Linked DNA regions of Homo sapiens: all the other regions are linked to region 1. A link is an interaction called in ENCODE POLR2A ChIA-PET data of the cell type or tissue named here. Cell type or tissue: GM12878. All regions are shown on one strand. Links, peaks and the distances in the headings refer to the core of each region. The heading gives the core; the rest is flanking DNA. Region 1 has its middle 13 kb from the start of OAS3. Region 2 overlaps DTX1 (deltex E3 ubiquitin ligase 1). Region 3 overlaps DTX1 (deltex E3 ubiquitin ligase 1).

What was found. Peaks named below come from ENCODE experiments on the same cell type or tissue, not always from the same donor. Only the 100,000 strongest peaks of a DNase experiment are listed, where the experiment ranks them.
Region 2: POLR2A ChIA-PET joins it to region 1 with 5 read pairs; 1 of 35 experiments calls an interaction of 5 or more read pairs at or near these places.
Region 3: POLR2A ChIA-PET joins it to region 1 with 7 read pairs; 1 of 35 experiments calls an interaction of 5 or more read pairs at or near these places.

What each region holds. Positions count from the first base shown.
Region 1 is chr12:112,920,377-112,931,100 of GRCh38, reverse strand. It overlaps a transcript of OAS1 not described here. Among named protein-coding and RNA genes, the nearest start is that of OAS3, 13 kb to the left of the region's middle. RefSeq lists enhancers at 3,155-3,324, 3,621-3,790, 3,661-3,830, 3,674-3,843, 3,949-4,118 and 20 more and cis regulatory regions at 3,078, 4,531. In GM12878, for the core only: no CTCF peak of the experiment used is centred there; a DNase peak (open chromatin) is centred at 5,920.
Region 2 is chr12:113,067,545-113,078,268 of GRCh38, reverse strand. It overlaps DTX1 (deltex E3 ubiquitin ligase 1), which reads right to left. Exons shown (of 10, transcript NM_004416.3): 3 at 164-845. Among named protein-coding and RNA genes, the nearest start is that of DTX1, 16 kb to the right of the region's middle. RefSeq lists an enhancer at 10,701-10,724. In GM12878, for the core only: no CTCF peak of the experiment used is centred there; a DNase peak (open chromatin) is centred at 7,892; H3K27ac peaks cover 977 bases.
Region 3 is chr12:113,059,106-113,066,802 of GRCh38, reverse strand. All of the region lies in intron 2 of DTX1 (deltex E3 ubiquitin ligase 1), which reads right to left. Among named protein-coding and RNA genes, the nearest start is that of DTX1, 6.2 kb to the right of the region's middle. RefSeq lists a silencer at 1,292-1,492 and an enhancer at 977-1,535. In GM12878, for the core only: a CTCF peak has its summit at 3,945; no DNase peak of the experiment used is centred there; H3K27ac peaks cover 1,282 bases.

The DNA.
Region 1 (10,724 bases), core at 3,198-8,197:
AGACTCAGAAAAAGCCTCTCTTTATGGTGTGTGGGTATGTGTGGAAATGGTGACCCAGAGACTGTGGCCAAGATGGTGTAAATATGGAACCCATCAGTGAAAAATCTGGGATTGGAAGCCAACCATCATATTTTCCTGAAAACCAGTATATCCAGAAATGTTGATCAGCAGCCAGCTAACCAAGGAGAGTGTGTGTTAGAGAAGAGAGAAAGAAAGAGCTCCCCGAATGAATATGGGCTTCACTGAGTGAATGTGTGACGTCAGGGTGTGGGACACCCCCAGGGGAGCGTAACATTTGAAAGAACACAGTTTGATGGAGTTGATAAGGTCTGCATCAGCAGCCTGTTGCTATTAAAATGAACCCTGATTTTGTTCAGATTTATTCTGTAAAAGGCCAGAGTCAGGCTCTTGAGGGTCACACTGGGGTGGGGTGCAGATTGGCAGGGACCAAAGGGGACCTTAGTCCTTCCCTGAACCAAGATGACTGAGGCCAGTGAGGCTGAGGAGGGGGCTGTAGGAGACTCAGAGCACCGGCCTTGGGCAGGCAGGGACTTGGGGCATGAGGAAGGCCCCAGCAGAGCACAGCTCCCTAGGGTGTGTCCCAAGTGCCCAGCTCCGCAGTGGGCAGTGAGCATGAGGAGAAGGGGCCTTGCACTGGGGCCTAACAAAGGTGGGTTCAAATCCCACATCTGTCCTTTATCAGTGGTGTGCCCTTGGGCAGGTCACTTGACCTCTCAAAGCCTCTGTATCAGGCCATTCTTGCATTGCTATTAAGGGATATCTGAGACTGGGTAATTTATAAAGAAAAAGAGGTTTAATCGGCTCATGGTTCTGCAGGCTTTACAGGAAGCATGGTACTGACGTCTGCTTGGCTTCTGGGGAGGCCTCAGGAGGCTTACAATCATAGCAGAAGGCAAAGGGGGAGCAGGCATATCATGTGGCGAAAGCAGGAGTGAGAGAAAGTGGGGAGGAGGTGCCACCCAGTTTTAAACAACCAGGTCTCATGAGAATGTACTCACTATCATAAGGATAGCACCAAGGCGATGGTGTTAAACTACCCATGAGAAATCCACCCCCATGATCCAATCACCTCCCAACAGGCCCCACCTCCAACACTGGGGATTACATTTCAACATGAGATTTGGGTGGAGACATACATTCAAACTATATCAGCCTCAGTTTATTCATCTGCGAAATGGGGAGAGTCTGACATACCTGTCTCAAAGGACAGGCAAGGCAAGGCCACGCACACTAAGTGCTAAGCACAGTAACTCAGGGAAGGCCACCATCATCATTATCATCTTCTTGCTTATCTCCCCCTTGCCTTCTTCCACCTTATTATCATAAAAAAGGACTCTTCTTGCCTGGGTGAGAAGACAGTTGCCTTCTGTGTGACTTTGGGCTAATTACTTAACCTCTCTGTGCCTCAGCTTCCCTATCTCTAAAATAAAGATGTTAATAGCACCTACCTCATAGGATTTATATGAGGATTAAATGGGTTAACATTTACAAAGTGTTTGGGACAGCACCTGACATCTGGTAATGGTTTGATAAATAAAATCTCATTGCCTGAGGCTCTTGTGTAGGTAACTCCAGGAACCAAACAGAATATGCAACAAACTCCCAAATGCAGAATTTATAAAGGGGCTCCTCAGTCATGTTAAGAATACATAAAGGGGTTGGAGTGTGGAGAGGAGCAATGTTTGGCAAAGAGATTGCCCTGGAGAGAACTGTTGTCAGGTGATGTGTTGCTTCCCTTTGGGAGATGGATGGGGGTGTGATATTCCTTGCCTCAATCCAGCTGGCTTCCCAAGGACCCCTTGGAAAGCTTTCCATCTAGCTGGGAGACACAGAGATTCTGAGGTCTGCCTTACACCCAAGAAAGCTGAAGTGGCCTGTAGTTGCCTGATGGGGGCAGGATGGGCTTCATTTGGGAGGCATTTCCTCTGGTCCAGATGTGAATCACATGGGTGACAATTCTGGCATGGGGTCATCTTGGGGGCTTGTCTCACAGGGCCCTCTGGCAGCAAAGAGATGCTCACAAGAAGCTGGGTGTGGTACAGAAATCTAGATGAGGCAGGAGTTAGACGGGACCATGTAGAGGAGAGATGTAGAGGCCCTGGGAAAGGGACTTACAGAGGTTCCCAGGCCTGGGATTGCTGTAGAATCCATAAACACACCCTCTCCCCCAATCCTCAAGAGAAAGCGCCACTTCTAGCCATCTGCCAGACCTCAGTGTGGTAAACTGAGTCACTGGCCCCCATTTCACTGCTTCCTGGATCCATGCTTTGCCATGGGATGTTGTAGTTCCTCCCACTAAAGACGATGGTTACTTCCCAAGTCCTTGAGTTTGCTCAGCCATGTGACTTGCATGGCCAGTGGAATGTGAGAAGTGACGGCACGTCAGTGCTGGGCTGAGGCCTTAAATGGCTTCATGTGTCTCTGTTTACTCGCTTGTGCTTCTGCCATCTCCAAAGCCCATTCAGCCTGGGCTCCAGAAGACACGCACAGAACAGCCTTAAATGCAACTGGCAGGAAGGAGTTGAGCTCAGGAGAACCCACAGCATATACAGAGGTGCCCAGCTGAGCCCAGCCTGGATCAACCAACCCATGCTCACATGAGCATCAATCACTTCACAGTTGTTTTAAGCTACTGAGAGTTTTGGGGTAGTTTGTTATGTAGCAATCACTAACCAATACACTTGGAAGGAGTAAATCTCTTCTCTCAAGAAAGAACTGCTCTAGTCCTCCCATGGAATGATTCTGCTGCTTCCCAGAGGAACAGAGAGAGCAGAAGGCAACCACAACCCCATCCCTGGAGGCAGGCTGCTAACTTCCAGTCTTAACTGGGAGAGACGTCTGCCCTTTGACCACAGAATGAAGGGTTGATAAAATATCAAGGACTGAACATTCAAATTCCTGAATGAAGGATGTGTTTGTAACTTGAAGGGACAGAGGACTACCTATTAGCTGAGTTAGCAGAAAAATCATGAGACCTTCCTGCAAACACTAAAGATCCTGGCACTAGGCTTAATACGTCACTTTATGCAGTGATCCTGAGTTCAGTGGGTTTGCCTGTGGTCAGCACAAACCCAAACCAGGAGAGGGACAGGCATCCACAGTTCTGAGGCTGTCCCTTCAGGCATGCTACAGTCTTTGGTCTTCAAGTCATAGGATTCAGTTCAGTAAATGCAAAGGTGTCTGTAATTATGGACAAGCTACAAGTATGCTGGATTCTATTTCCAGCATCCTTGCTCCCAAACATAGATGGTTGCTGTGAACTGTGACGTGACCTCCAACAACTTCTCCCTACATTAGCACAGCGGAAAAAAAAATCAGAAAATCTGGTCATTCTTGCTTGATATAAGTGAAAAAGACACTTATATTGCATCTGAGTCATGCTGCAGCTTGGGGGTCTGTTTGTTACAGCAGCTAATGTTATCCTAACTAATTCATCAAACCAAGATCATAGTAGTCCTGCTGCAATCATGCATGTTCTATAGAGTAAGGTTGATTTTAGTACAAAGCTGTCATGTGGGAGACTGGAGGCCTCGCCATTTGTGGGAGAGAACAAAGATGGTGAATAGAAGTCTCCTATGGCCAAACACAAGATCTTTAATTTCATAGGATTCTGGGAGTCACATGGCTGAGAATAGGGAGGGAGGCACTTCTTAAATCCACCGAAGATCCTATGCTCTGAATGACGTGTGACCAGAGAATTAGAATCAATGCTAATTTCAGGTATACAGTGATGTTGTGGGAAGTCAGGGACCCCGAACGGAGGGACCTACTGAAGCCATGACAGAAGAACATAAATTGTGAAGATTTCATGGACATTTATCACTTCCTCAATCAATACTCTCATAATTTCCTATGTCTGTCTTTAATCTCTTAATCCTGTCATCTTCATAAGCTGAGGATGTATGTTGCCTCAGGACCCTGTGATGATTGCGTTAACTGCACAAATTGTTCGTAAAGCATGTGTGTTTGAACAATATGAAATCTGGGCACCTTGAAAGAAGAACAGGATAATAGCGATGTTCAGGGAACAAGGGAGATAACCATTAGGTCTGACTGCCTGGGAGCCAGGCAAGACAGAGCCATATTTCTCTTATTACCAAAAACAGGTAAGAGAAATATCCCTGAATTCTTTCCCCAGTAAGGAATATTAATAATTAACAGCCCTGGGAAAAGAATGCATTCCCGGGGGGCCTCTAAAATGGCCGCTCTGGGGGTGTCTGCCTTATCCAGTTGCAGATAAGGGATGAAACACGCCCTGGTCTCCTGCAGCACCCCCAGGCTTGCTAGGATTAGGAAATTCCAGCCTGGCGAATTCTAGTCAGACTGGTTCTCTGCTCTTGAACACTGTTAAGATGTTTATCAATGACAATGCATGCACAGTGGAACATGAAACTTCCTTAGTAATTCTAGTTTTGCCCTGACCTTGTGATCTCACCCTGACCTTCTGCCTTGTGATCTTTTGTCGCCCTTGAATCATGTGTTCTCTGTGACCCACACCCTATATGTACATTTCCTCCCTTTGAAGATTGCTAATAAAAACTTGCTGGTTTTATGGCTCAGGGGGCACCACAGAACCTGCCGACATGTGATGTCTGCCCTGGACACCCAGCTTTAAAATTTATCTCTTTTGTACTCTTTCCCTTTATTTCTCAGACCAGCCGACACTTGGGGAAAATAGAAAAGAACCTACATTGAAATATCGGGGGCTGGTTTCCCCCGATACAGTATGATATTCAAGCATCATGTCGTACTCCTCAAATACATGCATTTTTTTATTAACATAAAATTTTAGGCCAGGTGCAGTTGTTCATGCCTCTGTAATTGCAGCATGCTGGGAGGTGGAGGCAGAAGGAATGCTTGAGGCCAGGAGTTCAAGACCAGCCTGGGCACAATAGTGAGACCTGGCCATTACCCCCCACAGGCTCCTGCCATCAGATTTATTGGCCCTCTAATAAATTATTATATCATTTATTGGATAATTATAAGATAAATAGAACTGTATTGATTGGACCTCTCATAAATAGTGCCTGTTATCTCATCAGACAATTGTCCCTGAGGAGTCTCTTGCTCATCTTTGCATCCCCAGCACTTAGCTCAGAACATGGCCCAGGGCAGACCTTTGATAAATATTTTTGAATAATCATCATAATAAGCTCTAACTTCCTTTAGGATAAGCTATATGTGAGGTACTGCCATAAATCCATCATCCATTAGCTCCTTCAGTCCTCTCTGTAACACTAAGAGCCACAATTGCACCCAAATTTATTTATGTATTTATTTATTTACTTATTTCTGAGACAGGGTCGCATTCTGTTGCCCAGGCTGGAGTGCAGCGGCTTGATCATGGCTCACTGCAGCCTTGACTTCGTGGGCTCAAGGAATTCTTCCTCCTCAGCCTCCTGAGTAGCTGGGACTACAGGCATGAGCCACCACACCTGGCTAATTTTTTTATTTTTATAGAGACAGGGTCTCACTATGTTACCCAGGCTGGTCTTGAACTCCTGGGCTCAAGCAATCCTCCTGCCTTGGCCTCCCAAAGCATGCACACCTATTTGACAGAGGAGAGCCTGTTTCACCAAGGAGTTAGGTAAGTGACTTGATGTCTCATAAGATTCAGAAGCAGGATTTGAGCCCAGGCAGTGTGACTCCAGAGCCCTGGGTTTGATCTGCCTGAAGGGAAGTTTGGGGAGGGGCAATACTGGCCTGCGGTTGGCTGGGAGAGGGGCCCTGGCACCTCACAGACAGGCGTGAGGGGTGTGCAAGGAGGGGATTTGTATGAGGAAAAGGGGGAGGGTGTGGGAGAGTTCACGCAGGGCCTCAAAGACAGCAGTACACCAAAATTCACCCCCTCGTTGAGCTGGGAGACCTAACATGAAGCTGAGCGTGCAGAGTTCACCCATCAACCCTGGATCTCAAACTTGACATTGAACGTTTCCTCATTTTGAACACTTCCAGCTGTGCCCTAATTTCTTCTGTGAACTTCACTCTCATTTCTGTTGGCTAAACATTAACTCTTTTTAGTTTTGTTTTCTCGGCAGGGAGGAGCTGAGGAAATTTATCTCTGAGGGCTCAGAAATTTCCAGCTCAGGTGCTTCAATGTTATACCATAGTTTCCCTCGTCCTTACACACTTGGTCCTCTGTTTCCAAATCTTGTGAATTTGTCCTTGAACCAGCAGCTCCAAACAACAGCACCCCAGAGCTTTCTGTAGCCTGTGCCTGCCAACTTTGCGTAAACTATCAGATCTTAGCTGTGAGAAATACTTCCCAAAAGTTTTTTTTTTCTGTGCAAGAAAAGTGTCTTTATTATTTCCCGTGGCCACAGAAAATTTAGAAAAGTATAAAGATCACCTATAATGCTATAGCCAAATATCACCACTGAAAATGTTTAAGTCTCCCATGAAGCAACCATTGCAAAATGAAATTAAAGAAAGCATGCCAAGTACGATAGTACTGAAACAAATACTTGGGAATACATATGACAAAAACCATGAAAGACCTCTGCAGGGAAAATGATAAAACATTGTCACTGTCACTAAAGAGGACAAAAATTAATGAAAAGAAACTCCAAGTTCATGGATCAGAATCATCAAATTCTATATAGATATATATATAAAATATAGATGTTATTCTTCCCAAGCTAATATGTGTAATTCTAATCAAATGCCTCCCCATATTTTGGGAGGAGCTTCACAAATTGAGTATAAAATTAATGTAGAAATAAAAAGGGCCAAGAGGAACCAATGACTTGATAAAAAGAGAACAGAGTTCTCCCAAAGATACTAAGAATTATAAGGTTATAGTAATTAAGACAAGGTTGTGTTAACTCAAGGACACAAAAAATAGACCAATGGAAAAGAGCAGAGTCCAGAAACAGACTCCCACATAGATGGGCTCTGGGAATATTTAAGAGGTGGCTTTGCAAAGAAGTGGAGAGAACATGATCCGTTCAATAAATGCTGCTGGGATAATTGAGCATCCACATTGGAAGAACTGGAACTGAACCCCTTCCTCACATGCCATATAAAAATAAATGCCTTTTGTTGTCTGTGCTTTTGGTGTCACATCCCTGAAATCACTGGAAAGACCAATGTCATGAAGTTTTCCCCTAAGTTTTCTTCTAGTAGTTTCAGTTTCAGGTCTTACGTTTAAGTCTTTAATCCATTTTGAGTTGATTTTTGTGTATGCTGTAAGGTAAGGGTCCAATTTTATTCTTTTGCATGTGGACATTCAGCTTTCCAAACACCATTTGTTGAAGACACTGTCCTTTCCCCATTGTGTATTCTTGGCAATCTTGTCAAAGATCAGGTGGCCACGTATGCAAAGCACAGGCAACAAAAGCAAAAATAGGCAACTTGGACTACATCAGACTAAAAAGCTTCTGCATAGCAAAGGAAACAATCAACGGGCTGAAAAGACAATCTATGGAATGAAGAAAACATTCACAAACCATACATCTAATAAGGGTTAATCTCCACAATATGTAAGGAACTCCTACCACTCACTAGCAAAAAAATTAATAACTTGATTTAAAAATGGGCTAAGGATAGGAATAGATCTTTCTCCAAAGAAGACACACAAATGGATAACAGGTCTATGAAAATATACTCAATATCACTAATTATCAGAGAAGTGCAAATCAAAATCACGATGCAATATCACCTTACTCCTGGTAGGATGGCTATCATTTTTTAAAGAATGAACAAAAGATAACAAGTGTGAGGATGTGGAGGGATGGGAACTCTTGCACACTGTTGGTGAGCCACTGTGAAAAACAGTATGGAGGTTCCTCAAAAAATTAAAAATGGAACTACGATATGTTCCAGCAATCCCACTTCTGAGTATCCAAAAGAATTGAAATCAGGATATCAAAGAGATAACTGCATTCCCATGTTTACTGCAGCACTATTCACAATAATCAAGTGGAAACAACCAAAGCAACTATAAATGGATAAATTCGTTAAAGAAAATTAATGTATACAGTGCACACAGTTAATGTATACAGTGCACACATTTAATGTATACAGTGCACATACAGCCTTTAAAAATAAGAAAATGTGTGTGGGAATGGTAGCTGTGATCCCAGCACTTTGAGTGGCCAAGGAGGAAAGATTGTTTGAGGCCAGGAGTTCAAGACCAGCCTGGACAACACAGCAAGACCCCATCTCTACAAAAAAATTTAAAAATTAGCCAGGCATGTTGGCACACAACTGAAGTCCCATTTACTTGTGAAGCCGAGGTTTTCCCTGACTCCTAGGATGGCTCCTAGAAATGCAGAAAAGTATGAAATTCCAGAATTGCTGTGGAGCTGATGGAAGAAGGTATTAAGAGGCCAAGGGAAATGGGCACAGTGAAGAGGAGTGGATATGTTTACTATGTAAGTCTGGAAATAGAGTCCCAGGGGACAAAACATTCCCCGAGGCCATAAGGAATGTGTGGAGAGAGGGACACCTGCATCATGAGGTGTTCTGGTGGTGGCCTCCTGGGAAGAGGGGCTGTTACAGAGCTTGGATTGATAAGGGCAATAGGGCAGGCAGGACTCCCAGAGCAATAGAAGCCAGGTGGGTGCAATGACTATAATGAATGGTGAGGTTGGAGGGGCAGCCAGGGGTCGTGACTGATACAGGGTTAGGGACCTGGTTAACACAATGTGGCCTCTTAGTGACTTAGTGGATGAGTATCTTGAAAGGGCACTACTCAATTTATACCATTAGAAGAAATCAAGGCCGGACGACCAGGGGGTTAAGGGGAGCCATTCCAATAAAAAGTCATCATCCCTTCCTGATTTTTGGAACTGACCAACCCAGTTTTCAGACTAGACCCCATTAACAAAGAGGAGGCAGAGTCCCCTTGGGAAAGGATGCTGTGACACCATAGCATATATAGTAATGGTTTCCCCCAAAGGACCTATGGCCATTTATTCAGAGGATGATACACTGGAAAAGGGGAGTCACTCAACATTTCTAAGACTGTTGGGCAGAGGATCAACACTGATAACGAAAAGCGTCATCAGATTCTGTCCCCATCAGAGTAGGGGCATATAGGAGCCAAGAGTGAAAAATGGAGCCCTGGCCAAGTCAGGCTTGTCATTTGCCCACTGTGTCTATGGACCGACCTGGTGATCATTTCCCTGTCCCCTGAATGTATATTCAAAAAGGACATGCTTGGTAAAAGACACTACCCGACATTGGCCTGAGGGTTAAGTGAGGGCTATCACAGTGAGGAAGGTCATGGGGATACCTTTGAAACTGCCACCTCCCTGGCCAGGATAGTAAATTAAAACCACTATTACATCTCAGAGCCAGGGAAGTACAGAAATTAGCACCCTTTTATTAAGTCCTAAAGGGCTCTGCAGCTGGTATAGGCTGTGGTGCAAGTCGCCCCTCTACTTGGCCCACACCAGCCTGGCAGACCCCATGGTGTTCAAAGTGTTAGTCATGGGAAAAGGTGTCATTCAGAGATTATGGCAATATCTATTTAGAGAATTATAACACAGACCCCTCCAGGACTCTGGAGTAAGCCCATGTCATTTGCAGCAAAAATGTCTATGCCCTTTGAAAAACAATCCCGGTATACTCCTGGGTCCTGTTGTAGATGGAAGGCTGATCACGTGGCCATGTGGCTCTTCGATCAAGCAACTAATTACTGATTCCATTAATCTACTGTTGGTTGTGGCATTGCTATAAAATGAAACACTCTCAAAAGGCAACACAAGTGCATTTTCCACACAGTAAAATACAATGAAGCCATTACATTGGGATGTCCACACTTGCCTATCAGCATGGAGTGTGTGATGATTGATTTTATGTGACAAGTTGACTGGGCTAAGGGTGCCAAGATAGCTGGTGAAACATCATTTCTAGGTGTATCTGTGAGGGTTTTTCTGAAAGAGATTCACATTTGAATCAGTAGACTGGCATCATCTAATCCAGTCTACAAATAGGACAAAAAGACCGAGGAAGGGTGAATCTGTGCTCAGGTTGAGCTGGGACATTCATCTTTCCCTGCCCCTGGACATTGATGCTTCTGGTTCTCATGGCGCCAGAGTAGGAAAACATAAGCTTTCAATGAATGAGGACACATTAAGACCATGCTACAGTGATTAAGAACATGAGCTTTAGAGAGAGAAGGATTAGGGTTCAAGTTCAGACTCTGCCCCTGACCAGCTGGGTGACCCTGGGCAAGCACTGTAACCTCTTAGAACCTCAAGTTATTCCACTTAATATTATGAGAATAACAACAAAACCCATCTCACAGGGATGTGGGGGGACTAAATGGAAGAATATAATCTGGACGGACCAAAGGCTGCTTACCAGCCACCAAAAGTGACCAGCAACTCAGGTGATCAGAGCATGCTAGGTTCTTTTGTGAGTATTTATGAGAGTTTTATATTTTAGAGTCTTATGAATGATATGTTGATTCTTGGTCCCAAGGACAGTGTGACAATGTGGCAATGTAAGTCAGTATAGTCGAATCTTTAATCCAGTGATTTACCTTGGAGGACAGAGCTGTCCAATAGAAATACATAATATAACACAAGCCACATGTATGATTTCACATTTTCTAGTAGCCACAATTAAAAAGGGAAAAGAAAGAGATGAAGTTCATTTGATTTAACTCAAATATATTTAAAAATTGTCATTTCAGCACACAATTAAAAAAATTATCAGTTGGCAAGAACTTGGCATTCTTTTCATTTGTACTA
Region 2 (10,724 bases), core at 5,342-10,341, 150 kb before region 1:
GTTGATGCTTGGCACAAAATGAACATTTAGTGCATGCTGGATATTACTTATCGTCATTATTATTATTGTAATCTTTGCTCCTGCCCTAGTGGCCAACCACCCCCGGGCTTCGTCCTTGCCTGCGGACGACGCAGAGGCCCCCTCCCCCTGGGCCCCGTCTTACCCCGGCGGGATGGAGGCGCGCGCGCTCACGCTGGTGGTGCGCTGGGGCCCGGGCCGGTTGAGGTTGTTCTGCCCCGGGGTGCGCGCTCCGCCGGGGGCGCCCGGGCTCCGTGGGGGCGCCCCGGGAGGCGGCGCGGGCTCGGCGGGGCCGGCGGCGGGCGCTGCCCAGAGCGCGGCGCCTGTGAAGGTGGCGCTGGGGCGCACGGCAAGCGCGCCTGGAGGCCCTCCAGGTGGCGGCGGCGGCGGCAGCGGGGGCGCGGGGGGCGCCTTGCGGCGCTGCGAGGCCAGGATGGCGTTGGAGGCGGCGCGCGTGCTGTTGACCAGCAGGCACTGCTGGCAGGAGCAGGGCTGGCCCGAGCTGGCGCCCACGGGCCACGACTGCGACTTAGGGATGGAGCCCACGGTGAGCGGGTAGGCGAGGTCCAGGCGGCGGCGCAGGCGGCGGCGCCGGCGCGTCTGGCGGTTCATCTGCGACATGCTGTTGAAGTAGATGAGGTAGCAGAAGCCTAGCGATGAGAGGTCGAGCCACGGGTGCTGCTTCTCGTAGGCGTTCTGGATGGTGATGCAGATGTCCATATCGTAGGCCGTCCATGCGCCGCCGTCGTTCTCCCACTCCCACACGATGCCCTTGCCCGGCGCCGACGACGGGTCGTAGAAGTTGCGCCGCACGGGCCGCATGGTGCCTGTACTCGAAATGGGGAGGAGGCGTCAGCACAGCGGGCGTTGGTCTGCGCGGCTGGAAGGGCGGGCCACAGCCAGGCAAGGGTGGGCGGGAGGTTGGGGGGTCAGCACAGGCCTCCAGGGGGTCCACCCAGACTTGGGGAGAGGGTCAACACATGCACGGAGAGGAAGGAGGTCAAGGCCCAGGCATGAGGTTCAGCACAGGCTGGAGGGTCAGGACAGGCGGCAGCCAGGGTGAGGGGGGCCGGGGCTAAAGGTTCAGCGCATAGCACTGGGGCGAGAGGTGGGCAGGGGCGCGTGGTCAGTAGATTGGGCGTAGGGGCGGGAGAGCCACCAAACAGGGTGGGGGTGCCAAGATAGCCTGGGGTAGGAAACCAGCAAGGTGTGGAGGGCTCCCCCACCCTCCACCTCTCCAGGGCCAAGACAGACACTGAAGTGGGGGTTATCACAGGCCCTGGATGGTGCGGGGGAGGGCAAAGGGGGCCTGGGGGTTCTTCAGACCAGAGTCAGATAAAGTGGGGCAGGCATAGACAGAGACCAAGGCCATGCACATAGGCCCCATGCAGTCCTCTTCTTCATTATAGTTTGCTCACTCATTCAATGATTCATTCATCAATCTGTTCATGCCTTAGTTCATTAATTTAAGCACTATTTCATTTAGTCATTCAACAATTCTTGCATTAGTTCATTCACTTATCCATGCCCTAGTTCACATATTCATATATTCCTTCATTCAATGATTCATTCATTCATTGATTCTTTCCTTAGGTCATTCATTCGTGCCTGCAGTCATCCATTATGTTATTTTATTTTATTTATTTATTTAGAGACAGGGGTCTCCCTATGTTGCCCAGGCTAAGTCTCAAACTCTTCGGCTCAAGCAATCCAACCGCCTTGGCCTCCCAAAGTGCTGAGATGACAGGTGTGAGCCACCATGACCGGCCCCACTTTTTTTTTTTTTTTTTTTCCAGGCAGAGTATTGCTCTGTCGCCCAGGCTGGAATACAGTGGCACAATCTAGGCTCAATGCAATCTCCGCCTCCAGGTTCAAGCGATTCTCCTGCCTCAGCCTCCTGAGTAGCTGGGACTACAGGCATGCACCACCTTGCTGGGCTAATTTTTGTATTTTTAGTAGAGATGGGGTTTTGCCATGTTGGCCAGGCTGGTCTCGAACTCCTGACCTCAGGTGATCCACCCACCTCAGCCTCCCAAAGTGCTGGGATTACAGGTGTGAGCCACCGCCCCTGGGCCCCTTATGCTTTTTTTAAATTGATACCTTTATGTATTCTCCATCTTCAGCCCACTCCCGTATTCAGGCATTCAGACATTCCTTCATTTACCATCATCCTATTTAAAAATGTGCACCCCCCACGTACTTTCCCCTCTCTCCTTCCCCGCTCCATTTTCTCCCTCAGATATACTTCACATTCTACCCATTTATCTTGGTTTCTGTCTGTCCCCCCCTCGCTAGAATGTAATAGCCACAAGGTCAGGGATTTTGTTTTATTTACTGCTATATCCCCAGCACCTGCACACAGCAGGTGCTCGAGCGATATTTGTTGAATGAATGAATAAATTCATTAGGTCACAAATGGATTCTTTTTTTTTTAATTCATTCACACTTTGTGCTCATCCCTGCATTCGTCCATTCCTTCATTTGCTTATTTGTTACTTTCATTCATCTGTTTGTTTCATTTGTTACTTCCTTCAACAAACAACTGCTGACTGCCAGGTGGGCCCCCTTTCATAAAGGAGGGCACTGAGGCTTTACTCCAAACCACAGCTTCATGTTTGCCAAAGCTCTGCGTGCTCCCCTGACAGCAAGGCTCCACGGGAAACTCTGGGCTAACCAGAGATAACCCAAGGTCCAGGCCGCAGGACTTCTCAGAGCCTTTAGCCTGCTCTGTGTCTTGGGGCTGATGAAGTGAGTCTTTTGCTGGGTTCATTTGGCACACCTGCAGAAAGGCTGCACACTTGACTTCCCCTCAACTGCGGGAAAGTCCCTTAAGCCTCCTCAGGCCTTAGTGGCCCCATCTCAAAAAGAGGGGTGATCATCCATGACCCAGCCCTTCCCTCTCACACAGTATTTGGGGGAGGAGTGAGTGAGAACAGCTGCAGAGGGTCTGGGTGGGACCCCAGGGCTGGGAGGCAGACAGCCCTCACTTCAAGTCCTGACTTTCTGACTTTCCAGCTCTGTGACTGTGCGTAGGCAACTCAGCATCTCTGGGCCCCAGTTTTCTCATGTTGAAAATGGGCATAAGCAGACATGCAATAGAAGACTGCTGCGTTTGCCAGCTGTAGCAACAGTTGCTTGTGGGGTTGCTGAGAGGATCAATTGAGATAAATACCGTGTCTACTCTGATGATTCCAAAATCTGCCATCTTTGGCCCCGTCTTCTCCCCTGGGAGCCAGGTTCATGACCCTTCCCTGGAGAGGTTTAACAGGCACCTTGAACTCAGCTCTGCTCTCCCCTGCCCCAAACCTGCTCCTCCTGAAGTCTTCACATAGCAATTCCTGGCAGCTCCTGCGCTTCCGGATGCTCTTCCTTGGACCCCCAAATCTTGGTCTCATCCTTGACTTCTACCTCATATCCCACCTCCAATCTGTCAGTAAATCCAGTCATCTCCACCTTCAAACACATCCACATCTGACCACTGCTCCCCACTGCACTCACACCACCCAGTCCCCGCCATGTTATCTCTCCTGCCTGGACCATTGCAGTAGACTCATGACTGGCCTCTGTAATCCATTTCCCATACCGCAGCCAGAGGGATCCTGCTCAATGCAAGTCAGATCACATCTTTCCTCTGCTCAAAATCCTTCCTGGCTTCCGCTCACTTGGAGTAAAAGCCAAAGTCCTTGCCATGACCTACAACGAAATCACACATTGTGGGGCCCTGTCCTCCTCTGGCATTGTCTACCTCCCCCTTATCACTCACTCCATTCCAGCCACCCTGGCCTCCTTGCTGTTCCTCAAATACACCAGGCACTGTCCAGCCTCAGGGCCTTCTCACTGGCTGTTCCCTCTGCCTGGAATATGACCTCACCATTCCCAGATGTTCTCATCATTTCCTCCCTTCTTTCTTACAGGTGTGTGTTCAAACATCTAAAAGTGCAGCCCTCCTATTGCTGTCCTCTGAGCTTGCTTTATTTTCCTCCCTGGCACTTGGCATTACCTGACTGACTATATATATATATGAGAGAGAGTCTTTCTCTGTCACCCAGCCTGGAGTGCAGTGGCGTGATCTCGGCTCACTGCAACCTCTGCCTCCCAGGTTCAAACGATTCTCCTGCCTCAGACTCCCAAGTAGCTGGCATTACAGGTATGTGTCACCCAGCTGATTTTTTTTGTATTTTTCGTAGAGACGGGATTTCACCATGTTGGCCAGGCTGGTCTCGAACTCCTGACCTCAGGTGATCCACCTGCCTCAGCCTCCCAAAGTGCTGGGATTACAGGTGTGAGCCACTGCGCCAGGCTGTGACATGATGTATTAATCTGCATGCATTCTTTATGCTGCGTATCCTCACTCTAGGCTGTCAGCTGCAAAGTCAGGGATCTTGTCTGCTTTGCTCACTGCTGTACTCCCAGCACCTGGCACAGTACCTGCACACAGTAGGACCTCAAAACCTGGAAGGCATTTCCATTGTTAATTGGCATCTTCCTCGGGTGCCTGGCCCAGGGATCTGCAACCAGATAGGGGAACTCAGACTGTTCCACACTGGTGTGTCCCTACTCAGGGCTGAAAGAGCTTGTCCTCTGCCCTCTCCTCTGTTAGAATCACAAGGGCTACAGACTAGCCTTGTGCCCTGCCAACTGGACAGGCCCCAATAGCTGGAGAAATCGAGGCACGGAGCTATGGCTATTGATATGAAAGGGGCGGGGTTGAAGAGGTGGAGAGGTTGGACTGGCAGCCCAGCCCCAGGAAATAAGGTCCCTGGGCACCTACCATGTTCCAGCCAATCAGACAAAAACTTCCCCTGCATCTCTGGGGCAGCCTCACTCTGATGCCTGATTTATCATTTTAATTGAGTGTGTGCAGATTGATTTCTTCCCTGGTGATGGGGCTTCCTCCACAGTAGGCCCGGGAGGAGGTGAGTTAGAGAGAAAACCCTGGATCCTGCTCCCACCTGCTCTTGTGTGCTGGTCTTCCCCTCTCAGGGCCTCAGTTTCCCCACCTGCAAAATGAGGGGTTGTGATGACTGATCTTCAAGGCTGATGTGCCTGAAGTACCACCATTCAGCTCCTGGTGAGGTGAAGGCAGTGTATTACCTGAAAAATGTGCAGGATAGGAAGGGAAGCAATGGGAACCCGCCTTATTTAACTTCCCCTGTGTGCCAAATCCTGAGCTCGGCAGGGGAGGGGCCGGGATAGGAGGTGCAGAGTGAAGTGATTCAAGCAACTCAGAAGTCTCTCGGGTCGAGCCAGGTGCAGTGGCTCATGCCTGTAATCCCAACACTTTGGGAAGCTGAGGCGGGTGGATCATCTGAGGTCAGGAATTCGGGACCAGCCTGGCCCACATGGTGAAACCCCCGATCTCTACTAAAAAATACAAACATTAGCCAGGCGTGGTGGTACGTGCCTGTAATCCCAGTTACTCAGGAGGCTAAGGCATGAGAATCGCTTGAACCCAGGAGGCAGAGGTTGCAGTGAGCTGAGATCACACCATTGCACTCCAGCCTGGGCGACAAAGCAAGACTCTGTCTCAAAAAAAAAAAAAAAAAAAAAAAAAGAAAATCTCTCAGGTCTTGTGCAAATCCTGGCTGGTACCACACATAGCCTCAGTGCCCTTATCTATAAAATGGGGGTATTAATATCTACCCCAAAGAATTACTGGGGAAACAAAATGAGATAACGTATAGGCAAAGGTGCTTAGCAGAACACTTAGCATTTAGTAAGCACTCAATGAATACAGCTACAATGGCTGATATTACATATGTTACCCACATTCATCCTCCCCCAGCCCTTGTTCACTTGGCAAACTCCTATTCATCCAGCAAAGCCCTCCATGTGCTCATCTCCTCCAACATGGGCTTCTCTGTTCTGTTGCTATAGTTGGCAAACGCAGCAGTCTTTTATTGCATGTCTGTCCTCACACTGTCATTATTTGTTTTTGTTCTTAGTCATCCTCATTGGTAGATCACTTTTGGGAGGACAAAGACTACTAGGTCAGATATGCAACTATGTTTGGAGCACCAGGCACAAAGCCTGGTGCAAAGAAGACATCTGCAAGCGAGACGGGCAACCTACTTGGCACTTGGAGGAGTGGGAAAGAGGAAAATCTGGGCTTGATGGAGAGGGAGTGGAGATTGGAGAGCAAGCAGCCCCCAGGGTGGAGGCCAAGCTTCGAGGGGTCCCTGGGGAGGACCCTCAGGCCAGGAGGAGGATTCTCAACATCAGCGTTGGCCAGCTCTGCAGCAAAGGACTCTGGGAGCCCGTCAGGGCCAGCTAGCCCAGGCCTCCCTCTCTCCAGGGCTCTATTTACCAGGTATCGATTTTCCTGCCTGTTTACTGGTAGTTATTAAAGGCTGTGTCCCTGGAGTCCTTTTGAAACAAGATTGGAACCTGGAGAGCAGGAGTAATTAGGGCAGCTGCTGTCCTCCCCGCTGGGCCCTGCACCCCGCAGCGCCCGCCGCTGCCCGCCTGCCCATCCGTCCGCCTCTCCGGCCCAGGCTGGCCATGGACCAGGCCGAGGGGGTGGGCAGCTGGTTCCTTGGTGACCTGCCTGGACTTCGATCTCAAGATTTCTAAGGGAGCAGTGGTGGAAATGCTCCTTCTCCTCCGCAGTGGCCATGGCCTAGATTTTCAGCCAGAACAATGGGTCTAAGAAGGGGCTGGAGTTTCTTCAGCCTGGGAAAGAGGCTGGGCCTCAGGCTGGTGGCCCAGAGCAGACCACACCCCACTCTGGCCTTCAGGGCACCCTGCTGTGCTGGCCACAGGGTCTGCGTCCCCCAGGCAGTTAGGGGCCTGTGACAAACATGGGCTCCGTGCCTCTGCCTCGGCCTGTTTTTGTGTCTCTGCCTTTGTTGTCTTCCCCTTCTCTCTCCTCCCTAGTTGCTTAAAAATGTTTGGCAGAAAAATTCCAGGCTTCTTCCAGCTGAACTGGAGAAAGGGGCTTTGGTCAGTGTCAGCTGGAGGACTGCACAAGCTGGGCCCCTGAGACCGGGTGTGGGGGCGGCCACAGCCACAGCTGCCAGTGACTGCTTCATGCCTGGGGCAGAGACAGGGTGACAGCAGGATGGAGAGAGACAGAGAGAGACATACATGATCAAAGAGACTGTCAGAGACAGGCCAAGGCCAACATGGGAAACTGAGGCAGATACCAAGAGAGCTGGAGTCAGAGATAGAACGAGCTTGAGAGATGAAAAGAAAGGGAAGCTGGAAACCTGGAGGCTGAGACCATCATGGAGAATCAGGGAAACCAAGGCTAGCATTTATTGAGCACCTACTGTATGGCACATGCTGCACTCAGCACTCTCCTTGCACTCACTCATTCCATCCTCACACCATTGCTTCCAGGGAGGGACCAGGACTATTTCCATTTTACAGATGAGGAAACTGAGGCCCGGAGAGGTGAACTCTTGGGAGGGTGAGAGCAGAGGGCTGGGAATGATGCCACACTCGTGGAGTAAAGGCAGGCCCAGGTTGGACTGGTTCCATGGGGTTCAACCTCACCAAGTGGTAGCACAGCCTAGGATACTTCCAGCGATGGAGAGCTCACTACTTCAGCTTTACTTTCCGTTGTTTAGCCGTGTGAGGTTTCTGCCCTAGAGCATGGTCCCGATCTGAACCCACTGCCTAGAGGTGGGTATGTGGGTGCCTCAGCCCCCACCTCTTGGCCTTAAGAAGCAGCTGACTCCATGGAGAAGGGGGAGGGTTCTGAGCCCCCGAGCCTTCCTCCTGCTGGTCCCTCAGCCTCTAAACGGTTCCTCTCTGGGCTGGGCCAGCTTCAAGGCCCAGCAGGGAACCCCTCCCTTTGGGGGTGGCTTCCCGGAGGGAAGTGATCTCAGTTTGGGGGCACCCAGACCCTGACGGGAAGGGGGCACGTGGGAGGCGGTCATGGGACATCCTGTCAGGCTGGGGGAGTCCCACCACAGGCTGAGGCCTGTGACCGGGGGTTGGGCAGTGGCTGGGCCCCAGTCAGAGACTTCACTGAATCCTTCACCAACCCAGAAGTCATAATACTAACAGCCATCCACACTCAGAGAGCACACTTTTCTGCCCCAGGCTGTGTTTAGCTCATTCAAGCGAAAGAGTGTGTTTAGCACCCCTAGGAGGTGGGGGTGTTATTGCCCCATTTTAGAGGCGAGAAAACAGAGGCACGGAGCAGTTAGGAGCACACCGGATGCCATCTGTGAGTGGTCCAGCTGGAGCCTACACAAGGCCACCTTGCTTCATTTGCTGTTCCCTCTGACTTAGTCTCATGAGCCCATGTTCTGGGGGAGGAAACTGAGGCACAGCGGTTGCATGGTAAGTAAGTGACATGGCTGAGGTTCCAACCCTGGATTGCTATGTGACCTTCTGGAATAGCCCCTTAGCTGGCATCTGCATGGCTGCTCACCTGTCTCCTACAACAAGGACAACAGCGGCACCCAACACCTTACCGAATGCTCCGCAGTGCCAGCAACTGTGCTAGGGGCTCACACACATCATCTCCCAGTCCTCACAGCAGCCCCAGGGGTGTGTGTGCTAATATTAGCCCCATCGGACAGATGGGGAGACTGAGGCTCCCTAAGAAGACGTGGAAGTCTGGCTGGGGGCACCGGCTGGGCTGGGATTCGAGCTGCAGCCTGTGGATCCAGGCTGCCTCACCAGCTCCTGCCCCATGATCAATAATCCCGCAGTGTTCTGTTTCCCTCCAAACTCTCCTCTGGGATTCATCAGGCTAAGCTGTGGCCCATTAGTGGTTTCCTTGTGGTTGAAGCTGGCCCAGGTTCTCCAGGGTCTGCTGGAAGCCAGGCCAGGGTGGTGGGGAGACAAGGGGAGGAGAGGGGGTCTGCAGTGCTGCCTAAGGAAGGCTGAAGGGCTGCGTGGCACTCGGAGAGGCTACCACCTTGGAGGCTGCTGGCAGGCGGAGGCGGGCACTCATACGCCATGGGCTGTATGGGGGGCTTTCTGGTCACCTGGCTTCCCACACACCCAGCAGGGGATTCAGATCCCTAGCAAAGCAGGAAGTGGAGGGGGAGGGGACAGAGGGCTGGACAGTCCTCCACAGCCTGAGCCCTCCAAACTGCTCCTTTCTCATCTGTGAAATGGCATAATTGTAATAATAATAAAATAATAATGATAATAAACACTCCCAGAGGGCCTACTATGTGCCAGGCGCTGTTCTAAATGCTTCGTGTAAGTCAACTCTTCAGCCACAAAATGACTGGGGCAGGTTGTTATGATAATAATGATAATAAACATATGATAATGATAACTATTACGATCACTGTCTTGTACAAACACTGAGTGAAGCACAGAGAGGTGAAGCAATTTGCCTGAAGTCCAGAGTCACATAGCCACTGGGCTACTAAGTGAAGATTGAATCTAGTCAGGATTTGAACTTCCCCGACTTCCACTGTCAGCCCTCTGGCCCATGCCACCAGAGTGCTAGCCTGGACTGTTGCAGGGGCCTCCTCCCCATGTCCCAGTGTCCACCCTTTGCAATGTTCAGTGCATTCTCACATGGCGCCGGGGGGATTTTTCACAGACTCAAGGCTGGACTGTGTCACTCCTCTGCTCCACAGCTATCAATAGCTCCCTAGTGCCCTTAGGAATCAGTCTAAACTCCTTAGAGTAGCCTCTGAAGCCCATCACAAGCTGTCTGCACAGCCTCACACTCTAACCACACCAAAATTCCAGCTATTTTTTGAACATACCGTGTGTGCGGTTATGCCTCTGTATTTGCATATGCTGTTCCATCTGTCTAGAGTGTCCTACCCACCCCACCCCACTGGCCTCCCTGCTGAGTTCTTTCTCAATCTTCTGGCTCAGCACAAGCACTCTGTCTTCTTGGAATCTTCTCTGCCATCCTTAGGGCAAACCACTCGCTCCTTGGGGACTCCATAGCACCTTGCGCCTGCAATGCTCCCATCAAAGCACATAGCTCACTAGGTGCGGAGGTGTCTGTGTTCCTTCGGGCCTGGCAGCCCCTCCAAGGCTGGGCTGGTTTACAGTCACCTTGGCATCCCTCTGTGGTCAGGAGTGCAGGGAGGTAGGTCCTTGCAAAATGTTGGATGAATGAATAAATGAATGAATAACCAAATACATCTGAATGAACCTAACTGAATGCTGCTCATGACTAGGCTGGAGACTGCAAGCTGGGCGGATATGGTTTTGTTCTGGTTCACATGCTATTTACATTTAAAAAATAGTGACCTGTATTTATTTATTTATTTATTTTTTGAGACAGGATCTCACTCTGTTGCCCAGGGTGGATTGCAGTGGTGCCATGATAACTCACTGCAGCCTGCACCTCCTGGTCTCAAGCAATCCTCCAGCCTCAGCCTCCTGAGTAGCTGGGATCACAGGTGTGTGCCATCATGTCTAGCTATTTTTTTTTTTGTTTTTATTTGGTGGAGATGGGGTTTCACTACATTGCTCAGGCTGGTCTTAAACTCCTGTGCTCAAGTGATCCTCCTGTCTCAGCCTCCCAAAGTGCTGGGATTCCAGGCATGAGCCACCTCAAATGGCCTCACATTTAAAAATTGGGGCAGATTCACACCAGTCCAGATTTCAGAAATCCCCAGATATCCAAGGGTGGGGCCACAACAATTGGCCTCCTTGGCAACAGTGAGCAGGAGCTGAGTTATGCTGGCCCCATTCATGCCTTCAAGTATTTATTGAGCACCTGCTGCATACCAGGCACTGGAGAGCAAGACAGTTAAAAAACCTCTGCC
Region 3 (7,697 bases), core at 884-5,883, 140 kb before region 1:
CACCCCTCACCCCCAGAACAGAAGCACCTTGAGGGCTTCTGTGTCTGTCCTGTTGATTGTGACATTCCTAGTGCCCGGACAGTGCCTGGCACACAGTAGGTGCTCATGAAACTCCTGATGAATGAATGAATAGTGACCACAATCACACAAGTTCAGTACTATCATCAGGTCCATATTACAGGTGAGGAAACAGAGGCTCAGAGGCTCAGGGAGGGAGTGTGGTTTACTTAAGGTCACAAATCTCCCCACCCACTACGATTCTTTTTTTTTTTTTTGAGACGGAGTCTCACTCTGTTACTCAGGCTGGAGTGCAATGGCTCAATCTCAGCTCACTGCTACCTCCACCTCCCGGGTTCAAGTGATTCTCCTGCCTTGGCCTCCCGAGTAGCTGGGATTACAGGCGCCCACCACCATGCCCACTAATTTTTGTATTTTTAGTAGAGAGGGGGTTTTACCATGTTGGCCAGGCTGGTCTCGAACTCCTGACCTCAGGTGATCCACTCACCTTAGCCTCCCAAAGTGCTGGGATTATAGATGTGAGCCACCACACCCGGCCTACACACCCCATGATTCTTAGTAAGCAGCTGGGATGGGAACCCAGAGCCTGGCCCTCACCAACAGCATTCCCCGAGGTAGCTGTTTCCAGGTTCCAGGCCCCATGTCCTCAGTTGATGTCAGCCAGAGGCAGCTAGGGGCTGCTGGGGGTGTCTGTGTCAACCCAGAGGCTGGGTGGGCTCATGGGGGTGACTATCTAAGGGACTGGAGCTGTCCTGGGGACTGGCTACCACCGGTTGTGATTCCAGAGCCAGGTGGAAGGATGGAGGCCCAGGGAGAGACAGAGGTGGCGGGCGGAGGCCTGGGAGCACCCCAGGCACCCCCATGCACCAAGAACATCACACTGGAGAGAGAGTTAGGGACCTCAACCCCATTGCCTACTGCCTGAATGGGCACTTGGAGCCACTGTGACCAGTCCTGCCCCAACCCCTTGGCCTCCCCGTGGCCTCCCCGTCCTGGCCCCTCCTCGTCACCCTCTCATCACACCCTCCATCATCTCCCCTCCCAACCCCTCACGCTTCACTCCTTACCACCTTCTTCACCATCCCCTCCACAGCCCCGCTACCTGTCACTTCCGCATCACCTCCCCTACTCCAGCCCCCACGCTTCCCATCACAGCTTCCATCTCCTCCTTCCTCTCCAGGTCAGACTCCGCAGCTCCTTTGGAAGAATGAGGCGGGGGATGGGAGGAAGCTGGAGAGGAGGAGGGAGGGAAGAAGGAGGAGAAAGGGGTGAGGGGAGGAGAAGGAGAGGGAGAGGGCTGCGAGGGGGTCTGTCCCGGGCATCCCCACCCCCAGCCCGGAAGGCGCGGGCGGGTCGTTGATGGTGCTGTCCAAGGTACTCGGTGGCCCGGGCGAGCCTGGGAAGGGCCGTGCGCACCCAGCTGCAGACCTGGATCTGATCTCAGACCCGTCTCTTCTCAGCGTCGGCAGGCGGCTCCCCACCCTCTGAGCTTCAGCTTTACTATGTGTAAAATGGGGTGACACCCGCTGGCTGGGTGAAGGGAACCCAGACAGACTGTAGGAAGTGCCTGAGGCTGCCCCTGCCCCACCTGCTCCAGCTCCAAGGGCCCGTGATTAATGAGGCTGGTCCTGCAGCGTGGCTGTGAGTCCCCCGGGGCCTGGCTGCTAAAGGGCAGCAGCTGGCAGCCCAGCCTGCCAGGCCCCAGTGGGCCCCACGAGGCCTCCTCTACCCATCCCCTATCTCCCATCACAGCCTCCCTCTGCCACCCAGGCCTGAGACCCTCCTCCAGGACCCTGCTGAAGGACCCCTGCTGTTTCCTCCACCTGTAAGTGTTCCTCCTATCATTCTATTTACCCAAATCACACACTCTCAAAGGACTCCTCCTCCAGGAAGTCCTCCTCTCAGAGGCTCCAGGCATACACCATGCACATCCCATGGCTGAAGGCACCGTGCATCTGCCTAGTGAGGCATTTAAATCTTTTTCTTCCTCGAGCATGAGTGCTTACTACGTGCAAAGTAGTATCCTCCAAGCTTTTATCTACATATCTCATTTATGTATCTCATTATGTCCTCATGACAACCCTCCCAGCTAGGGACTATTCTTATCCCCATTTTACAGAGGAGGAAATAAACTCAGAGACGTTAAGGAATTTGCCCATGGTCACACAGCCAGCAAGGGGCCAAGCTGGGTTTTAGGTCTGTATCTGTTGTCCTTATGAGTCAGAGGGTTCAAAGGCTATTTCCATGATATGCATTTGCCTTCACCTTCACTAGACTCTGAAACTGATCTGAAATGGATAGATTAGACTCTGAAATGGATTTTGCCCTTCTCTCTGAGTCCCCAAGACCCAGCCCAGGACCTGGTACTGAGAAGCCACCAATGACTACCAAATACGAGCGATGAATTTAGTTTCAAAACAGGCTTCTGGAGTTAGCCAAGCAGCCAGAGACCATGGGTCTGCAATAGTAGAAATACAGACAGCGTGACTGGTGGTTGGGGAGCACCCACATATGGATTAGCTGGACCTGCTGCTACCAGAGATGGGCCGCTCCCTGCCCCTACACATAGTCTTTCTTGCCCCTGGCATCAGGCCCAGCCCTAGTCTCCAGTGAGGAGGCTGGAGAGAGGGTCCCAAAGGGTCCTGTAACCAGGAGCTGAGCCCTGGAGGCCTCCAGGGTAGTGCAGGCTGTCCCTGCCTTGGGCTAGACCCTGACAACAAGCCCCAAGAGCGCTCTCAAGGGAGAAGGGGGAAGGGGGAAGGGGTTCTCTCAGCCCTGGCATTAAATGTCACCTTGTTTTCTATCCCTAAGGCCTGTCTGGGGGGCCTGGGCTCTAGCTTAGGACTGGTAGGCTGTGTGACCTTGGGGAAGTCACTCACCCTCTCTGGGCCTCACTGTCCCCAGTTGGTGTCTAATTCTGGAGGTGTTTTCCCCGGTGATGGGAAAAGCTCCTCCCATCTGGGTGGTAACAGCCTAAGGGTCTCCAGCCTAAGTGTCCTCAGATAGTGCTTCCTCTCATGGCAGGGACCAGGGCTGAGTGAAGCCCAAGGTTTCCAGGGAAGGAGGCAGGCTGGAAGATCCCAGAACCAGCCACCACCTGCCACTCCAGCCTGTTGGCCAGCTTGGGGGCACCAGAAAAGGCCAGGCTTGCAGCCTCGGGTATGGCATCTTTGGATGGTCCCCAGCTGGCATCCCTCGGCCTCAGCTATCCCATCAGCAGAAGGGGCAGGAGGCTGCCATGCACCCCTCCAGCAGCACATGGAGAGCGACATGGGAGATACCAGGCAGATAGGTGCCCCTCCCCAGCTCCAGTCATATGAGGCCAGGGAGCGAGCTGGGAGCTTCTGCGGAAGTGGCTGAGTTACACCTCTGTCCAGCTGTGTGAACTGGGTGGGAAATTCAGGGTCTGGGTGAGGCCCTCGGAGGCGGCTGTCCCAGTGGCAGGGGATGTAAATGACCCCCCAGGGAAGATGTGGCTTCTTCTCTGGGAGCAGAAAGCCATTCTCAAACCTTTCCCCGACTGCCAGTGGCAGCCAACCCCCTCACCCCAAGACCCTGATGGCTCCTGGGCCCAGCCCAGCCACCAGCTGAGCATACCCTTCGGCCTTGGGCTTCCCATATGTGGCAATCTTTGTCTGTGGGAGGGACGGTTGGAGACAGAGGGAAATGAAGAAAGAAAGCTTTGAGGGAAACCGGGCACTTGGCTCAGTACTGCGAAGCGAGCAAGCGACCCATCCCTCGCCCAGCTCTGACTCTCCCTCCAACCCTCTGCCTGGGACACCACCGTGATTGATCTAACATCATCCAGCTCAGGGTCACAGCATTAGGCCTCCCCGTGGAGGGGCTCCAGTTTCCAGTCCAGACTCTGGGCTCTGGACCTGGAGGGCTTCAAAGGGAACCTCACCCCCTGCAGGGAGCAGTGAAAACAGCCCAGCAGGGGAAAGGTGAGGGGGCACGGCTGAACAAACCGCAGCCCCTGTGGGGCCAGAGCCTGGCTTCTCCCCTGTGGCCCCAGCCTGACACCGGGGCTTTCTTCCGCTGGCTGCACTGCACGGGAGGCACATACACAGGGCATGTGTGTGTCGGCATTGTGCGAGCAGACTGGTGCTGTGTGTGTGTACGCACACGCACGTGTACCTTGGTACACACCACAAGGGGTGGATAAGCCATGCTGGGTGTCCTGTGGCACCAGCACGGTCTTACCCCATGCTCAGGTTCAGAACATGTGGGGCAGGGGTCAGTGAACCTGCAGCACACAGGCCAAATCCACCCACCATCTGCTATCGTGCAGCTCAGGAAGTAAGAATGGCTTTTACATTTTTAAATGGTTGGGGGAAAAAAAAGAATATTTCATGACCCGTGAAAAAGATATGAAATTCAAATTTCTGTGTCCACAACTAGTTTGATTAGAACACAGCCACACGCATTCACTTACATATTGTCTATGCTGCTTTTCTGCTCCGATAGAGTTGAATAGTTACAACAGAGACTGCAGGTCCCACAAAGTTAAAAGATTTATTATCTGATGCTATTAGAAAAAAATCAGCCAGCTCCTGCATTGGGAAACTAGCAAAGCTAGGGCAGTCTCCCCTCAAAGTTCAAGTTCAGCTTCAATGAACATATCAAGAATTTTACAATTAGAAAATCTAGACAGAAGCTTGTGTTGATTTCAGCACATACACATGAGTTTTGGGTTTTACAGCATTATGTTGGAGTGTGTGTGTGTGTGTGTGTGTGTGTGTGTGTGTGTGTATGAAATATAATATTTTCAAGATTCACAGCCAGGCACAGTGGCTCACGCTTGTAATCCCAGCACTTTGGGAGGCCGAGGCGGGCGGCTCACTTGAGGCCAGGAGTTCAAGACCAGCTTGGCCAACAGGGTAAAACCCCATCTCTACTAAAAATACAAAAATTAGCCGGGTGTGGTATGTGGTAGCTTGCCTGTAATGCCAGCTACTTGGGAGGTTGAGGCACGAGAATCACTTGAACCCGGGGAAAGAGGCTGCAGTGAGCCGACATCACACCACTGTACTCTAGCCTGGGAGACAGAGTGAGACACTGTCTCAAAAAAAGAAGAAAAAAAAAAGATTTAAGATCTTTTGCTTGTCTCTCTTGTACCCACAGTGGTGAGCACGTGCTAGATGCACAGTAGATAATTAGTTGATGTTTGTGGGATAAAATCAGCCAGATTCTCTCTGTTCAACCCGACAACCCTGCTGGAGAGGTGATCCTCTCACCCATTTCACGGATGTGGAAACTGAGACCTGGAGAGGCCTGAGGTCACACCGTTGGCACTCAGGTCTGCTCCCTGCCGGTTGAGGCTCTTTTCCAGTGCGTTACCAATGAGGACAAGACGTCCTTTCTTGACATTGTTTTGCTCCTGGGTAAAGCGAGGGAAAAACCCTCACATATCTGGTGAGGAGGCCTCTTGCCCCACTCTCCAGCAGGTTCCCAGGCAGCTGAGGTCTCCTGCCAATCGCAATAGGTTTCCAGGCCTTCCTCCCTCTCTGGTTGGGGTGGGAGGGGGTTCCTGGCAGGCTCCCAGGAGTCCATTTAGGAATGAGTGTTTTTTTTCCCTTTTCCGGCAAACAGGGGGCAGGTGTGGAGTGAACAGCTCTGGAGAGAGGGAGAGGGGAAGTGACCAGAGCTGAACTTCTGGGGGATCCAGTGAGGCTGAACCATAAAAGGGGTACTATTGAGAGAATGGGGCCTGATGAAAGGGGAGTGTGCAAGTCTGGGGACTCGGGAACATAAGGGGATGCTGGGAATAGAAATGGGGGTCCCCCCAAAGATAAGAGGATCAAAGGTAAAGTTGCCAACTTGGCAGCCTTGTGGGGAGTCTGTCCCTGCTTCTAAGGACCCTGCCGCCCATACCCAACCCAGCTAGGTCCCGGAAGATCTCTACACCCAGCATTAGCTCTGAACCTGCAGAACACCAGACCTCCTAGCAAGGAGTGACACCTACCCACTTCTGCTCTCACAGCCCTGCCCTCTACCCCTAGGAGAAAACAGAATGGGGCGGGTAATGTGCAACACTTCCCCTTCTTCCATCAGGTCCTTGGTGCCTCTCTGGAAGAATGGGCACATGGAGCTAATGATGACTTCTACTCTCTGGATCAAATTCAAAGTTCTTTGCGTGGCTGTCCAGGCCTGTACATCCGGTCCTTGCTCAGCTGCCATCTTGCACCATCTTCCCCTTGGTGGGAGATGCATCCCAAACAGAACGGACTTAAATGTCCTCTGCCCCTTCCTACCCCAGGGCCTTTGCACTGGCTGTGCCCTCTGCCTGGGACACTGGCACCCTCACTCATTCTTCAGATCTCTGTTCAAACATCACTTTCTCAGGCTAGCCTTCCCTGAGTACCTCTGGGCCAGGTTTAGTTCATGCTCTCGGATCTGCCACTGATTGTCTCTGTGGTGATATGTTTGCTTGCTCCCTGACCACACCAGGACCTTCAGTGTAGGTCCTCCAGCACAAGACCTCGACTGATGACTTTGTCTTGCTCCCTGCTGTACTCCAGTGCTTAGCACAGAAATTGACACACAGCAGAGATCAATAAATAATCATATGATGGAATGCATGAACAATTGGCACCATCAGTGATGGTGGTCAATGCCTGGAGTTACGGAAACATAGATGTACTAATCTGTACCATCAATAAGCCATTTGTTATGAATTCGCCTGTGTTTCCAGACATGGTAAGCACTCTGTGGGTACCTAGCAATGTTCCGGACTATTGGAAAGTTCAATCATTGCAGAAACTTATATTGGACTGTGCTAGTTAGAAAGGCTGGCCTCCTTTCTAACTAGCATGGTGTAATAGAACTTTCTGCAACAATGCAATGTTCTGGATCTACACTGGCCCACAAGGTACCACAAGACACATGTGGCTATGAGCACTTGAAGTGTGGCTAGTGAGACTGAAGAACTGGATTTTACATTTTACTTAGTTTTAATTAATGTAAATTTAAGTAGCCACATGTGGTTGGTGGCTAACATATTGGTTGGCACAGCTCTAGAGGGAAAGCGAGCATCCTACCAGCCTGGGGTTATTACGTGTGGTTCTGTCATCCAGGGATTCATAGGAACTTCCCCAAACCCCATCAGCTGGTCCTTGGGGGGTCAAACATGCCAAGGATTTCTAGGCTGCTTCTGCACGGCAGGACCCCACCAGTCCCCACTGCCCATGGAGCTTGTCACAGATACCACCGGGCAATGACTCAGGGAGATCTCCCCAACGATGACAAATCTCCAGAACAAAAGAGAGTAGGCCTGAGAGTGGGACCTCATCGATTTTATCTCCATCATCAGCCATCACATTACCACCAACGCAACCATCAACATCACCATCATTACAACCACAACAGGATCACCAATACCACTAAGTAACAGCCACACACAGGGCTACCAGCCACACCACATGGCCACGAAGACTGCCACCAACATCATTCTCTCATTTTCTCCATCATCACCACCCCATCACACCACTTCCAGCACCACCACCAACACAACTATCAATGTCACCAACACCACTGAATCCCATGGTTAACGCTATCACTGACATCACCACCAACACTGCCACGTCACCATCATCCATCCCTCCATTGTCACCAAGACCCCACCACCATCAATACTATCACTGAGTCACCACCAACACAACCGCTAACACTGTCTCCTC